Linked DNA regions of Mus musculus: region 1 is linked to region 2. The links are chromatin loops, found by intact Hi-C in ENCODE. Cell type or tissue: heart. All regions are shown on one strand.

Region 1 (8,000 bases), 250 kb after region 2:
TTTTGGGAAACATTTTGAAACATTTGGGATATAAGATAATTTCATAAATAATTTGATGACTTCAAAGCCACACCTGTTTCACGTTTAATGTTTTAACAAGGTACTTTGTAAAAAGCTCTGTGGTGCTGTTCTTAAAAGCAGCCAACTCCATGGACTCATGGTAACCTGGGCTTACTGTTTACAGGAAAGGAAATAGCTTGGAAGCTGAATCTATCAATTTTACCATTGCTGAGCTGAAAGCACAAAGATCCAGGTCATCACTGGCAGGAAGCATTTTTAGAGAGGAAGCAGAAAAAGGAATACAGGGAGGGGCCAGGGCAAGATATAGTTCCCAAGTGACTGCTTCCTCCTTCAGGCCCCATCACCTACATCACCGACTCCCAGTAGTGCCATCGTACCGTGTGTCCATCAGGGAGTAATCCATTCATAGTCAAAGCTTTCATGATTCATTTGTACCCGGAAACTCCTCCATGGACACAGAAAAGATGTGCCTTACTAATCTGTATGTTTTCTAACCTGGTCAGGTTGACAGAATTAACAGTCGCACTGAATAATCAGTAAGCTTAGTAAGATGAGTGAGTTCCAGGGGTGCCTTGTTGGTACCCTCTCTTCCTTATTCTCTGCTCCCCAGACCATTTGCACTGGCACTGGCTAATTGAAGGAAATACTGGGACACCGGAGAGGTTAAACAGTCACTCTTACATAATAGTGATGGTCACGTGCGTCTGTGATTCTTCTCTCTGTGTTACAGTATTCTGGAAAGCAGTCTAGCGATAAACTCTTTAAATTTTCTTTTTCCATTGTGTTTTCTTTTAAAGTAGCCAGCATAATAGAATGATGGATATCATTGTGACATTTTCATACATATATATCATGTATTTTCTTTGCATCTCCCTACTACCTCGCTCAGTTCCCCTTCTTCATTGTTCCCCTTTCTGTCCCCAAATGGTCCTTTCTCCTGCTTCCATGTCACATATGTTCTGTTTCCCTCTGTTGCTTCTTTCCTTTTAGAGGGAAAATTTAAATCTAGATTTGATGTATGAAAAAAAAAATAACCACACACTCAGAATTTGTCTTTCCAATGCTGGCTTATTTCACTTAGCATGATGATCTCCAGGTACCCGTTTCAAATAGCTTTAAGATATTTGGTTACTGCCTAGGGTGTGAAAGAGTTAACACTCTAGACAGAAAACCTAAGTTATACCAGGGAATTGCCGATTTAACTGCGGGAGCTGGCTCATTATTTTAATTGGATTTTCCAAAGTGTTGAGCAAGTCAGCAGATTTGCATTAGCGTTGCTTTGAGAGAAATTGTTTCTTTCTGCAGAGAAGGAGAGAGAGCCGAGGAGCAGAGGAGAGAGCCTGTCAGAATTAGCTAGAGATGACAAATGCAAGCAAATCATGTCCTCGTTAATTAACGCAGCCCCGTGTGCGTGTGGGAGGGGCCGTCGGTAGAGCTGGACTGCTTTCCATTCCTAGGTGGGAAAAGGAGAAACTTCTGCCCTTCTCTAGGAGGCAGCGCTCCAAGGCTCCCAGGGCACAGCTGTGAGTCCAGCAGGGGGCTCGCTCGGGTGTGGGCACTGTGGCATGCGCTGCTCCTGTAAACCTGCTGTGGTCATCCCAAGAGCCTCTCCCCTCAGAAGGAGGGGGTGGGTAAAGTCATGCATCAGTAGACAGATGGGCAAGAGGGTGTCTTCCATGGAAATCTATATGAAGGGGTAAAAAGTCAAAACAGGATACATGTGTTCCCTCCCGCACAGAGCAGGCATTGTTGTAAGTCATCTGCAGGTAGGATAGTGATGGGTTGTTTGTATGGTGCATCATCAAGGCAGTTGGTGAGGAATAAGTGGTTGTTTTTTGTAGAAACCTGTATTAATCACAGTTGTATGTTTAAGAAACCTCTAGTGTACTATGAAAGGATAGATTACAGCTTCCTTGTCTAACTTCGTCCAGATTCCAGGAAGGGTATGAAGTATGGACTGGCAGAGGACAGCCCTTTTGTAAGGAACGGTCTTTTGTCAGGAGCACCCGTATATTTAGCGTGAGCAAGTGTCATCCCCGATGGTGTGTTAAAATGCTGCTTGCTTAATAAGATGGAAATATAAATAGTTGTGTGTGTGAGAATGAGTCTTGCTGTGTAGCCCACACTGACCTCTAATTGGCAAGCCTCCTGCCTCAGAGCAGAACTTCTGCTTCTTGTGGACTAGAATTACGTGAAAGCACTTACCCTAATTGGATTTGATTATCACAGAGAGGGAAAGAATTTGCGAGTTGGGAAAGTTGATGCAGAATAATCAGTAGCATTTTAGTAAAGTGCCATCGAAATGATCCATGGTATATTTTTCCTAAAACATCCCTTAAAGGCTAATGCCGGTGACAGCAGGAAGTCTGCTCCCTCCAGTAGTCCTGGATTCTGTGTTGACTACACTGAAATTGCCAGTGGGGACAGCACTTCACAGTTGGACAGAACTTGCTTGGGTTGTCACATTTTTGAAATATTAAGAAAACGAAAATACTGGAAGAGTCTGGAATCCTAAGACTAAAATCATATAATTCACCTGTCACAGAGCAGCACACTGAGATATCTGGAGGGACAGGTGTTCTCTTCATTGAGTTTTCCAAGGGAGAAACCGTCTGTGTTTCAGTCCCCGCCCCCCTCTTCTCTGCTGTCTTCCTGGTGCCTCTCAGGTCGTTCCCTGTCACCTGTCACCAAGGAAAGGACTTTCTCCTGGGAAGGGAGCTGACTAGAGGTAGTAAATTTTTGTAATTTTTTTTTCCTGTGACTTTTTCCTAAGCTTAACCACTGGGGAAAATCCAGATTTCTAAATTTATAACGTATTGTCTGCTGTTTCATATTATTCCCCAAGAATACGTGTGTAGATGACCACAGTGAAATTCTTAATTCTTGGGGTTTTCCATCAGTGCAGAGCCCCAGCCCAGTGTTTAACCACAGTGATGGCCTTGGTTACTCGGTGTGGTTAGAGCATAGACTTGTTCTTCAGAAGAACCTTCACCTTCAGCACGGACCACAGATTTCATAATGCCCCTGGTGTCTAATGCAGCCTCCGCGTCAAGGTAGCAGCAAGCTTCCATTGTTGCTTCATTCACAAGGGTCTGAGATATTGATGAAAGGGGTCATCTAGGATTGGAAGTTGAAATGTGCTTTTAATCTGTGTTTTCCATGTTGTTTTAAGTACTGTTTCTTCTTGAGCAAACAGTACATTGCTTATTTTTAAAGAATGTTTGAGTATGCATGTGAAAATTGTGCATGTTTGCATATGCGTACCTGTGCAACCTCAGCTGTTGTTCTCAAACGCCGCTGTCTTGTTTGTTGAGGCTGGACAGATCTCATTAGCAGAGGGCTCACCAAGTAGGCTCAATGGGCGGTCACAGAGCCCCAAGGAATCTCCTGTCCCTATCTCCCAGCATTAGAGTTACATGTCTGGGCCACCAGATAGATCTGCCCTTTTTTGACATGGGTTCTGTCATCTAACTAAGGACCTCATGCCTGCAAGGTAAGCATTTGCCAACTGAACTCTCTCTAGCCCTTTAAATAATAATAACAGCAACAGCAATGAAGAAAGCCTCCTTTCCTCCTGTATTCCCTCCACCCCCATGTCCTTCAGAGCACTGTGGACACCAGCAGATTACTGGGTTCTTCTCTAGGAATAATGTACACATACAACCTTTTCCCCATCTTTTTAGAGGTCAATCTTGTCCTCTGTAAGTACTTTTTATTCCCCCCCCCCATATACCACATAAATAAGGAAGAGTCTCATAAGTGCTACAGTTTCCCAAGCCAGGTGCCCATTGTTGGGCACGCTGTTTCCATCAGTATGAACAGCCCAGCTACTCTGGAATGCCCAGGCTGTTAAACAGTGTAGATCATACATTCAAGGCCAGCATGGAGACTCTGAGCTCAACCATGGTGCTCTTATAATTATGGAGCTGCCTCCTTACTTCCCTTAAGACTTAGAGGAAAGGTTTGCAATTATACTCAGTTTCTTTTAAAATAAAATTCTACATTAGAAGCAGTGGCGGTTTTATAGAAACAGTCTGTGGTAAGAACTTCTGGAGTGTTTTATCAAGCCTAAACTAACTTTATTGCAATAAATAATTTGTTACCTATAGTATTTCTTCTAGAGAACAGATGTTTGTATCCATAATACAAGCAAAATTTGTCAGAATTGCTGCTTCAGTCTAGTCCCACTTGAGAGAATTTGTTTTCACAGACTTAATAACTGGATGAATTATCACACTGTCTCTTAAGAGCCTTGGGGCAGAGGATCCTGGAGACTTAGACTGTCAGAATAAAATTGAGCGCTAAGAGCAAAATATCTCCAGCTTAGCGTCTAGAGCAGAGGGCTGATTTCTGTGGGTCTTCATTTTCTTCTGTCATGACCAGGCATTCTCAAGCTTTTTATTTTTGAGGACCATAATTATAAATTCTAAGTGGAACCTTAATAAGAGAGGATGCACCTGATCTTACTGCAATTCGATATGCCAGGAATCCTTGATATTCATGGGAGGCCTGACCTTTTCTGAAGAGTGGATGGTGAAGAGAGGGAGCAGGGACTGACTGGGAGGAAAGGAGGGAGGAGAAAGTATGAGATGATAGACAGATAGACAGACAGATAGAAAGATGGTAGATAGATAGATAGATTGATTGATTTTAAAATATATACATAAACTCTAAGTGGCCTTTTTGCCCTACTTTCCAAAACCATTACTGATTCTCATAGACATTCAGCATTTAGCAATCTGGACTGCTTGCTTAAGCTGAATTCTGTGTTACACAGATAGAATTGCCTTGGCAGGGATCCTACGCCCTCTGGTGGTATATACTAGAAAACCTTCCTCAGATGTTAAGCCAGTGGAAGTTTAGCAAAGAGCATGACAGAGCTGCTGAGAAAACCCAAGGTGCGAGTAACAGGGACGCACTGGGAGAAGGCAGAAGCCAAAAGGCATGACTTCTCTTCTCTTCCCCTTTGCTCCCTCAGTTCTGGATTCATAACTGGCATTTTAAAAATACGTGGGTTTTCAGCACTCACGAGAGTTTGTAAGCTGGCACAGAACGTGTGTGTTGGCTCGTTCCATCCTCACCTGCTTGCTGGCAGGAGCATGCAGCCCCTCCACTCTGTCAGCACCAGGCCATTGAGCAACAGTGGATGTCCTCATGTCATTCTCTCTTGCTGGCTGTCGACTGCCAGTGTAGAAAGAAGCCCCACTTGGAGCAATAGTGGGCTGCTCATCTCTGCCTGCCTGCCTGCACAGCATGTGGCTCATTCTCTCTTCGGTGAAGAGTGGATGGATAGATGGACAGGCTGACAGGTAGACATACATGCATGGGAGAAAAATGTTCTTAAGGAGGAGACCCCAGACCTACTATGCTTCGGTTCTGCAGAGCCATGCCAGCTCAGATTTCCCTGGGAATTCCCAGCATCTTGCCGACTGTATTTTAAACCATCCTTTGGCTCCTCTGCAGCTTGCCTCCAGCTGGGCAGCAGCTCAGCCTCTTTCTCCGTTAGGTCTGTACTGTGTCAAAGTGCAGTCTGCCTCTGCAGAGCAAGAGAAAACCTGCTACTCAACCGTCAAAGACTTGTCTTAGCTGAGTCTTGTGGCTCATGCCTAGGAACCTGTAATCCAAGGCATGGGTTACACAACCAGACCTGTCAATAAATAATAATAATAATAATAATAATAATAATAATAACTGAGGCTGCAGCTGTAAGCAGACAGCCAAGGCCATCAGTGAGCATCTAATCTCATGCAAGACAGATAGAATCACAGATAGAGTGTGTACTGTGAGAGCACAAAAAGGAAATGGTGAAAGCCGGTTACACACTTCCCTTCTTATTCTTGACAGCAACTGAAGAAAAGTCAAACCAAGAGTTGCAGTCTTGTTAGAAGTTGCACTGAAAGTGCTGAAATGAGTAGCAGTCGCTTGCACTCATCTGTAGGTGCGACAGCAGTATCTCAGAGCATCGCTCTGGGACCACACTGCAGCTCTCTGCTCACAGCTGGGACTCTTACATGTCACCTCTCCCTCCTCATTCCTACAGCTGCAGTGTGGGGACTCACACTAGCAAGAGGATGGCATGTACATGCAACAGACATTTAACACACATACAGCTCTCCACTGAGCCCCGGGCCGGTGAGTCCAAGGAAGAGGTTTCACTGTTTATTGTGCATTCTTTTAACTCTCTCCCATCTTTTCTCTGTGTTGATTTTCCAGCTCCAGGGTCTGAGCCACAATGTGATCTTCACCTTGGATTCCTTGTTAAAAGGAGACTTGAAGGGGGTCAAAGGAGTAAGTGGCCAGAAATTATTATTTTCAGTCTTCAGTTAAAAGGGTTGGGTTTATTCTTCCTTTTTTTAAACATAGTAGTACTTATATTTGAAAATTTCTAAACATTTTCAGCACAAAACATTCTTGGAAAATTGTCATTAGAAAAACTGTTGCATCTTCACATGATGGTACCGACTGGAAACAAGACTAGGTCCTTTCAGAAAGATTGGTAGCTCCTCAGTGGGGATGGGGGGAGGAGCTGGGCCCCAGTCTGGCCTCCCAGGGTGATTGATGGACTGGGCTCTGAGCAGCTCTGGCTCTTGCTGCTTTGATAGGACCAGGAGGGCCCACCCTCCTGCATCTGCAGGGCTTCTCACCTGGGACCAGTGCACATGTGGTTTCAGATCTCCAGAAGCAAGTTGGTTTTGTTCTGATGGTTTCTCAGTTACTTATTGGAGGAAAGATGAATAACAGTTTTCATTTTCTCATTTTCTCTTTCCTAAGGATCTCAAGAAGCCATTTGACAAAGCCTGGAAAGATTATGAGACGAAGTTGTAAGTGCTGCTTTGTTCTGTTTGTGATACCTGGTCATGGTCATGAGTTTCCACGGGCTGAGGACAGGACTGGGCCCCAGTGAACTAATATATTAGCTATGATCTAGTTAAAAGCCACACACACACAGTTATCCCAGCACTCTGGAAGCTAAGCAGTCCTGGGCTCCAGTTCATTCAAGGACTGCCTGGGCTACAAGGTCAGACAATGCCTCAAGAAACTAAACATGCAGAAAACCTTACCCAGCCTGTGCTAACTGTCTGTAGTGAATGATAGGCGCTATGTTGGTTGCTGGTATGAACTGTCCAGTTGGAAGCCGATGCACATGCACAGTCTTCTTTTATTATCACTATCACTTAACTGAACACCATGTGCATTTCTGTGGAGTACAGCAGTTAGGAAATAAAGACTAGCTGGTGTTTGTGATAGCATTTTTATCTGCCAGGATTTACACCAGTGTGTGTTTTACACACATGACTGCCTGACACCACTCATCAGTGTGCACCCCTCTCTGTCCGTCCAGAAACTGAAGTCTGATTCTAGCCTAGCCTGAGGAGTTTGGCAAGGTCCTGCACTTAGCGGCCATTGCGCTGGCATCATGCTGGATCTGCCTGACCTAGAGACTGAGCGGTATAATTTGGGGCCAGATGCTGAAGTGACCCATACACCTCATTTATTCCTATTTTCTGAGAGAGTTGTGATACCAGACAGTGGGTACTTAGGAAGATATATCTGTTTCAAAGCTTGTGTAGGTATAAGTTTATAGAGTGGAAGCCATTTCTGTGCTCAGCAGTAGCAGCTGAATGAGTAGAGAAGCAGAGCAACTTGGGAATCAAGGGTATTTTATCCCCAATTGTTTTTGTAAAACTTGTATAATAGTGTACTGTTGAAGAAGCACTGCCTTAGGAACTGGCGTGTGTGTGTGCGTGTGTGCGTGCGTGCGTGCGTGTGTGTGTGTGTGTGTGTCTACAGTAAGAAATGCAACTAGAAACCAAAAGTTCATATGGTGGTCCTCCCAGCGTGGATGAGTGTTGAGTCCACATCTCTCATGGAACGCGAGTGAGATGCACCCTGAGTCAGCGAGTTCAGCAGGCTCTGCTGGTAGGTCCTCAAAGAAGGCTTGGGTTTGGCTTGGTTTTTAATAACTTCCTATCAATAAA
Region 2 (8,000 bases):
TAACTGTTTTGGAGGCAGAAGTGGTTAAGAATTCATGGTCATCCCCAGCAGACTTCTGAGCTTGAAGCCAGCCTAGACTACTTGAGAAACTATCTTGGAAAGCAAAACCAAAAACAAGCAAAAAGTGATCAAGTGCCCGAAATACAGCTCAGTTAATAAAATTCTTTTTTTTTTCAATTTTTATTACATATTTTTTTCATTTACATTTCAAATGCTATCCTGAAAGTCCCATATACCCTTCCCCCACCCTGTTCCCCTACCCACTCACTCCCACTTCTTAGCCCTGGCTTTCTGCTATACTAGGGCATATAAAGTTTGCAAGACCAAGGGGCCTCTCTTCCCAATGGATGGCAGACTAGGTCATCTTCGGCTACATATGCAACTAGAGACACAAGCTCTGGGTGTACTAGTTAGTTCATATTGTTGTTCCACCTATAGGGTTGCAGACCCCTTTAGCTCCTTGGGTACTTTCTCTAGCTCCTCCATTGGGGGCCCTGTGTTCTATCCAATACATGACTGTGAGCATCCACTTCTGTATTTGCCAGGCACTGGCATAGCCTCACAAGAGACTTCTATATCAGGGTCCTGTCAGCAAAATCTTGCTGGCATATGCAATAGTGTCTGAGTTTGGTGGCTGTTTATGGGATGGATTCCCAGGTGGGACAGTCTCTGGATTGTCCTTTCATAACAGCCTTATTTACAATATCCAGAAGCTGGAAAGAACCCAGATGTCCCTCCACAGAGGAATGGATACAGAAAATGTGGTACATTTACACAATGGAGTACTACTCAGCTATTAAAATGAATTTATGAAATTCTTAGGCAAATGGATGCATCTGGAGTATATCATCCTGAGCGAGGTAACCCAATCACAAAAGAACACACATGATATGCACTCATGGATAAGTGAATATTAGCCCAGAAATTTAGAATACTCAAGATACAATTTGCAAAACATATGAAACTGAAGAAGAGGGAAGACCAAAAGGGTGGATACTTCATTCCTTCTTAGAATGGGGAACAAAATACCCATGGAAGGAGTTAAAGACACCTTTCACACTTAATTTCCACTTCCCATTCCTCCTATGGGCTTGGGACTCAACCAGTGTCTTGTGCTTTTTCATCTAGCTGTTTGCCTTTCCCTGCGATCCTGGAGGAGTATACACAGACACTGAGAAGGTCACCGATTTTGGTCTCTCACCTGTTTAGAGCACTTTCCCAGCCACATTCATTGTTATCTTTTGGCTTCCTAGTAATTTTCACAACACATAAAGTTTTAATTTTATGATATTATTTTATGTAACCTCCCCCCCTCAGCCTGAAATCTGGCTGATCAGGTTTGACTGTTATCACCAGGAGAGCATCCGGGATGGAGCCTGCCACCCTATCATTCTGCCACTCCCACTGCTGCTCCTGCCGCCTAGCTGTTCTGGAGCCAACACGTGGTCACCTGCAACTGGACTCCAAGGATGATTTGGTGGGAATGGTCCCCTCCCCCTTCTTCATAACCCCGTGTCTCCGAATAGTAAAATTGAGCTTTGATCAGAACCCTTGTCTTAGCTCCATCCTTTCTCATGCCACCTAGGTTCCCTCTTTTCTTTCAGATTCCAAGATGCTTTCCAGGCTCAAACCTGGACATGTAGGCCACTGGCCGGCCTCAACAATTTTACTGTGTCTTCTCTTATGGATTCTGGGGGCTGTCGAGCTTAAGAAGGCAAAGCTTTTCTCCATCTTGGTATTATTTAAATACGTGTTTTCTTTTAATACTTTGGATGAATATTTTTAAATGTAAAACCTTTCTTCATCTGGAGTTGATTTTTTTTTTGTATAGGAACTAGGAAGAATGTCATTTTAGATGACTTCCATTTGTCTGAACACAATGCCAATTTTAAAATAATCCCCCTGTTTCCACCATTTGAGGAATCCTCTTAACCACATTTCTGATGCATCAGAGCCTATTCCTAGACCCCACTTAAGTTTTTTGCTGGTGTGTCCAGTTATGTGCTATTACCAAACCGCTCATTTTATTTTAGCTTTACTGTGTGCTCCATTAGCTTTCAAGCATAGTCTACCTTAGGTTTTTCAGAATCTGTATATGTTATCAATGAATTCTTTTTTACACATAAGCCTCACTATGGCTAATTGCACCAAAAATGTATTCTTAAAGTTGAGATTATGTTCAATTTAAGGATTAATTTAGGAACATCAGACATTGTATAGTATGAGTATGGAGCCACCTCTCTTATAAATATTTATTTCTATTTATTTGTGAATTTGTACATAATCCTCAATGGCATCTTTATATTATATGCACACATGTGTGTGTTACAAGGGTAGAACCCAGATCTTTGTATGTGCCAGGCAAGTGTTTTACCACTGAACTGTGCCTATTTTCTTCATATACATGGTAACATAACTTGATATGAAAACTAATTTGTCCATAGTTACTCTAAATTGACTTTTTAAAAATTTTTATCTATTTATTATGCTGGAAAAAAACTGATTTTCTCACCCAGACATCATGCTGTATTTGATTGCTAAAGATGACTTTTAATTGAATATCCTAGGTTAGTAACTATAAAGGCTATATCTATACCTGATAATCATTTGCCTCATTATTAGTTCTTACATCTCTGGGCTGTTTGTTTGTTTACCTGCCTAAAAACACTGGCTATTAGAGGTATATCCCATGTTCCAAACATTAATGTGACTTACTAGGGTTCCAAGAATAAGTCTCTCTCTTCCCCCTCCCCATCCTCCTCCCCTCTCTCTTCCTCCCCCCCCCCCGTGTGTGTGTGTGTGTGTGTGTGTGTGTGTGTGTGTGTGTGTGTGTTTGCATGCTTACATATAGGATAGGGATAGAGGATGTTGTAGACCTTGCCCAGAAAAATGGACAAAGCAGGTGAATGCAGAGATGCCTTCTTTTCCTCTCTCCTTATTTTCCAGCTCTAGGTAGGCTAGCTCCCTTGGCTGGGGGGTGGGGGTAGGGGGACTCCTGGAGGCCAGGATGTCTCTTCCTTCACCAGAAAGGCTCACTGGAGTTCAGTTCCTACCTCTAGTTTTTCGCTGACTGTCTGCTTTCTCATGTTCAAAGAAAGCTATTATTATTGGGTCAGCCCACCTCCTGGTATGGAAACCACTTCATGGGGGCAGTGACATCAGTCATAAGGAATATCCATTATCAAGGGTCTTTAAGCAGCTATACAAATTGTCATCACGGTGGGCACTACAGATTACTAGCCAAGTGGAAAATACACCACAGGATCATTTGCCTTTACATCCTACCCAGGGGTGATGCAAGCTCCCAGAACCTGGACAACACTCTGGCTGGCTCTTGGCCCCTGTATTTCCCAGGAAAGGAAAATAAATGGTTGGTAGCATTTATAAGTGGTACGCTGGGGCCTTTGAGGACAAGCCTGCTGTTTCTCAGGTCAAACTTGGTGAGAAGAACCTTGACAGCTCTAGCCAAGCACTTGCTGAAATCAGTGTTAAGGTTTGTCAGCCTGCCACAGCCAGCCAGCAGCCCCATACTGTGACGAGATATCTGCAGGACAAGGACCAGGCAGATCAAATCAGGGAAGCTACTGCCAGCATCTAAACCGCCGTGTTAAGATGCAAAACCAAACAAGAAACTGGAAACTTTAATCCCAGCACTCGGGAGGCAGAGACAGGTGGATTTCTGAGTTCAAGGCCAGCCTGGTCTACAAAGTGAGTTCCAGGACAGCCAGGGCTACACAGAGAAACCCTGTCTCTGGAAGAAGAAGAAGAAGAAGAAGAAGAAGAAGAAGAAGAAGAAGAAGAAGAAGAAGAAGAAGAAGAAGAAGAAGAAGAAGAAGAAGAAGAAGAAGATAGCTCCCACTTCTGTTCTTAAACAAATTGATGGAGAAGCCGTCAGAACCATCGGTGGGTAAGTGGGCAGGGTCATGAACAGTTTCCAGAAGAAACATGCAAGGGTTTATTTTCTCCCTTCTTCTTATTTATTTAGAGTCCCTTGGCATTCTGCAGACAGCATCGATATTACCTTGGCAGTCAAAGCAGAACGCTATTAATCTAGACAGCTATTTTGAAAAGGGCCCGAGGCTTCTTCCTCTGCTGTCTTTGTTCTACAACAAGATGTGCATTTAAACATCAGAAGCTGACAGAGATCGGTAGTCCCTGTGGACAAAGAAGGAAGGGTCAGTGAGTGGGGTCATTCAAGGGAACAGAAGACTCTCAAAGGTGAAGTGGCATTTCTTGGGTCTGGGTCACCTGCCAGGTGATCAAGGCTAATGGAACAGATTGATTATTTATCAGCTCTGGGATTTTTCCAACACACTGAGGTTCCTACGATAGTTATCCTATCTATAAGCCAGAGATGCTATGTGTATCTTCAAGGACTGATAAGTAATAAGGTTGTGTATGGAAAGAGAGTAGGACCTGATACATAGTAAATATTCAGCAAGTTAGGATGCAGGAACAGCACTGCTAACAAGAAGAAAGGGAGGGGGGAGGGAGGGAGGGAGGGAGGGGAGGGAGGGAGGGAGGGAGGGAGGGAGGGAGGGAGGGAGGGACGGAGGGACGGAGGGAGGGAGGGAAGGTTATTCTAGATCAATGGAAGGTGCACAAGATGAGACTTTGGTCCTCATGTGTGGAACATCTATGTAGCCTAGACAAGTCATGTCACTCCCAGGTCCCAGATGATCTCAGAGCTTCCAGGTTTTGTTCTGGGCTGCCCAAGACAGCACCTCACTCCCTTGGCCACTGACATTCCCATATTGGACCTGTAGATGTGGAGCGTCATGGGTGTGCCTCAGATCAGAGTGAGATACTACAGGCAGGCATCTCACTGGCATGCTTGGCCCGCCCTTCCCCAAGGAAGCTGACCTCTTGTTTGGACCTCTCTGGCATTTCCATGGAGACAAGGGATTTGGCAGAGAGGGACTGAAAGTTCTTCCTTCAGGAAAGCCTCCTCCCTTCCCCAGGGAGCCTATGTTCTGTGACCCAGCTTCCCGGAGACACTGAAACTAAGGCTACCTCCCTCCCATCCAGGCTGCCTCCAGGGACAGGGTTCAGGCACCCTTTCAGGATGCCGCCCAGGGGAGCCAGCTTAGCCTGAAGTTGGCTCTGCCTATACCCACATAGCTTCCGGTTAATGGCAGAGTCCTTCCTGAAGGCACCTACTGTACATTCCAATGCAAAAGGAATTCCCACCATCCCCTCAGGCAACTGAACCCTTGCAGGGAGGGGATTAGGGAGTTGGACTACAGCTCCGACTGTCTCCTCTGTTGGCAGAGCTTACAGCCAACAGGCTATACCCTGAGAAAGATCCTCAGGACCAGCCTCTATGACGGTTGAACCCGTGAACCTGTGAGCTTCTGTTGGGTTCCATTCTCCTCTGTTCTCTCCATGCTAAAGCAGATCTCTGCTGTGTCTCTTTCTCCAGGCTCCTTGGTGACATCATTGCTGAGACTGGCCTGCTTCCTATACTGTATTGAGGGCTTGCTCCGCCTTAATTAAGGGACTATTGGTGCTCTACCACTGAGCTATACCCCAGCCCTCCAGTGTCTGTTCTCAGAGGTTCAAGCAGCTGCTCACAGCATCTCCCCGTTATCTCATAAAAGTAATCTAATTGAGGAGTGTTCCATTGCTCTGCTTGTGTGAACCTCAACGGTCGTCCTGTGATGAGCATGTGGTGGGGGGTATGATGTTGTCCTTTTTTACAAGTGGGGAAATTGAGGCCCAGAGAATGCTCTGAGGCTTCCCAGGGTCCCCAAAGCCAGCAAGCATAGAAATGGTAGCAGAATTAAACCTTGGGTCAATGATAAGAAGCTTCAGGAGTCTCTGTCACCCATAATTCCTGTTACCCAGCAGCCATCCAGAGGGACACAATAGTTTATTTACCGCATCTTAGAGGAATGAGACCAAATTTACATACATTCAGCAACTTGTTTTTTAAGGTTTTTGTTGTTGTTTTGTTTTGTTTTTGCTTTTGTTTTTTGAGATAAGTTCTCAATAGACTATTCACTAGGTAGTTAAAGTTGGCTTCAAACTCACTATATAGCACAGGTTAGCTTTAAACTCACTACGTAGCCCAGGCTAGCCTTAAATGCACATGATCTTCTCATCTGTCTCCCAGTTACTGGAACTGTTGGCATTTACCTCCACACCCACTACCCAAAATAATCTGAGAACATTTTGTCTCTAGAGATGGGAATGTAAACCCAGATTCACTGAGCACCACAGCCTACGACTTCATCATATTACATTACCATCCCACACAGTAGGTCGACCTGTGATGGGAAACTGTCTCTTATACGGGAACTGCCACTCCAATACCTGGCACTTCCTATGATGGGATCTTGCAGGTTGGCTGGGCTACAGAAATCCCTGATGAGGAGGACTGTGTAGAGGGAGCACCCAAGTCCCAAGGGCTGGAGAGAAACAGAGCCGGTCTCTCTGTCCTCTGTGAGCCGATAAGCAGTTCAGCGGCACTTGCACTCAAGCAAGTCTGACTGAGCTGTGGCTAGAAAAAGAAAAGTAGGTCCCTATGATGAAGAGGAAGACCAAGGATGACACAAGGTAGAGGCTTCATCTTCAAATGCTTACTGGTGATAACAGTGACCAACGCAAGATGTGAGGAGAAAATACACACCTACTATGCGCAAAACACTCCTAACTGTCATCAAAGAACCCACTGATAACACTGTCTTCTGATGTGTAGGTCATCCCTGTGTTCTAATACAAGGACAAACCCCACCCTTACTCTACAGCCACAGCCAGAACAGTGGGCTGTGTGAGGTGGCACGCACCTGTCAACCTAGCCTTCAGGAAGCTGAGGATTGCGGGTTGAGAATAGGCTGGCAATGGCAATACTATCTTTAAAAACCAGGGTTGAAAAGAATGGCAAGAAGAACCATGGTCAGAACCACTTGCCAAAGAGAGTCCCAGCTTTGAGGAGAAAAGCTAACGGGAAGAGAAAATGGCTATTCTGTATTCATACACTCTTCCCAAGATGGTTGAAATATAGAGCCCCGGGATATTTGTCTGTCAGAATGTGCTCCGTTGCAAGTAAGAAACGCTGACAGCGTGGCCCAAACATGAGCAAGTTCATGGTTTACCTCAGGTGACTTTAATTTGTTTTTCCTCAGGCAGTCTCCTTCCAAAGGATACTATGGTACAGGGCAGTATTGAAAACTGAGTTTCAAGGTCACTGCTAGCTGTAATAGTTAAGAAGATGCTAATCAGGCTATGCAATCCCCTCAAAGTAGTAAACCAAGGAGAAAGGCATTGCTATTAAAGGACACTTAAAGGACTCAGGGAAGTGAGGGGCTGAGGTCCTGCCTGGAGCTACATTCTATTTCTGGACTTCTGGGGTGAGGCCTGGTACCAATTAATTTGAACCCAGAATTGTCATTAAAAGGGGGGGGGTAGAAGGAAGCAAATGTAGATGAACTAGCTACTCTTAAATTCTGCATTTCCACTTCTCAGACCCTTTTCTCTTGAGAGAAAATGGACAGAGGGAACATGCAAGAGCCCCTTGCTTATATAGCCGTCCTCTGTGCTGGGCTGTCTCATGAGAGACGCACAGGCTGGCCCAGGGCGAAGTCCCTCTCTGGGTGCTGCACATGTCTCTGTAGTCAGCAAAACCTTCACCCACTATGTCTCCCCTCCCCCCCCCACTTCCTCACCATATCCTCAGCATATGATAAATGCCTTACCAGTTGTCACCTGACAGTGGATGGATTTGGGGATGGGAATGGTCTTATAGGTGTTTCAAACACAGTCCCCTCTGCAACTGTGACCCTCTGATGTCCTTAATCTGCCTTCCTGCTAGACCCTATGACAGTTTCTCTGCCATACCCTTGTTTGTGCCAGTGGCTCGTTCCATCTGGCCTGTCCCCCCATCCTCCTGACTTCTGCATACACACATTCATCTGATTTTTCCTCCACTAAGGCCAATTTCAGCCATCCTTCCTGAGGGAAGTTTCTACTGAACTCATCAGTGTGGGGAGCCACCCTCA

Evidence for each region. Hi-C counts contacts between places; a loop is a spot of excess contacts. Peaks named below come from ENCODE experiments on the same cell type or tissue, not always from the same donor. Only the 100,000 strongest peaks of a DNase experiment are listed, where the experiment ranks them.
Region 1: a loop joins it to region 2, with 2.4 times the contacts of the local background. A loop is called at or near these places in 1 of 42 quality-filtered maps.

What each region holds. Positions count from the first base shown.
Region 1 is chr15:64,171,527-64,179,526 of GRCm38, reverse strand. Asap1 (ArfGAP with SH3 domain, ankyrin repeat and PH domain1) reads left to right here. Exons shown (of 31, transcript NM_010026.3): 6 at 6,235-6,309; 7 at 6,793-6,842. Among named protein-coding and RNA genes, the nearest start is that of Gm20717, 77 kb to the right of the region's middle. In heart, a CTCF peak has its summit at 4,836 (motif pointing left); no DNase peak of the experiment used is centred here; H3K27me3 peaks cover 1,164 bases.
Region 2 is chr15:64,418,852-64,426,851 of GRCm38, reverse strand. The region is part of intron 2 of Gm30563 (a long non-coding RNA gene); the gene reads right to left. Among named protein-coding and RNA genes, the nearest start is that of Gm30563, 31 kb to the right of the region's middle. In heart, no CTCF peak of the experiment used is centred here; a DNase peak (open chromatin) is centred at 4,911.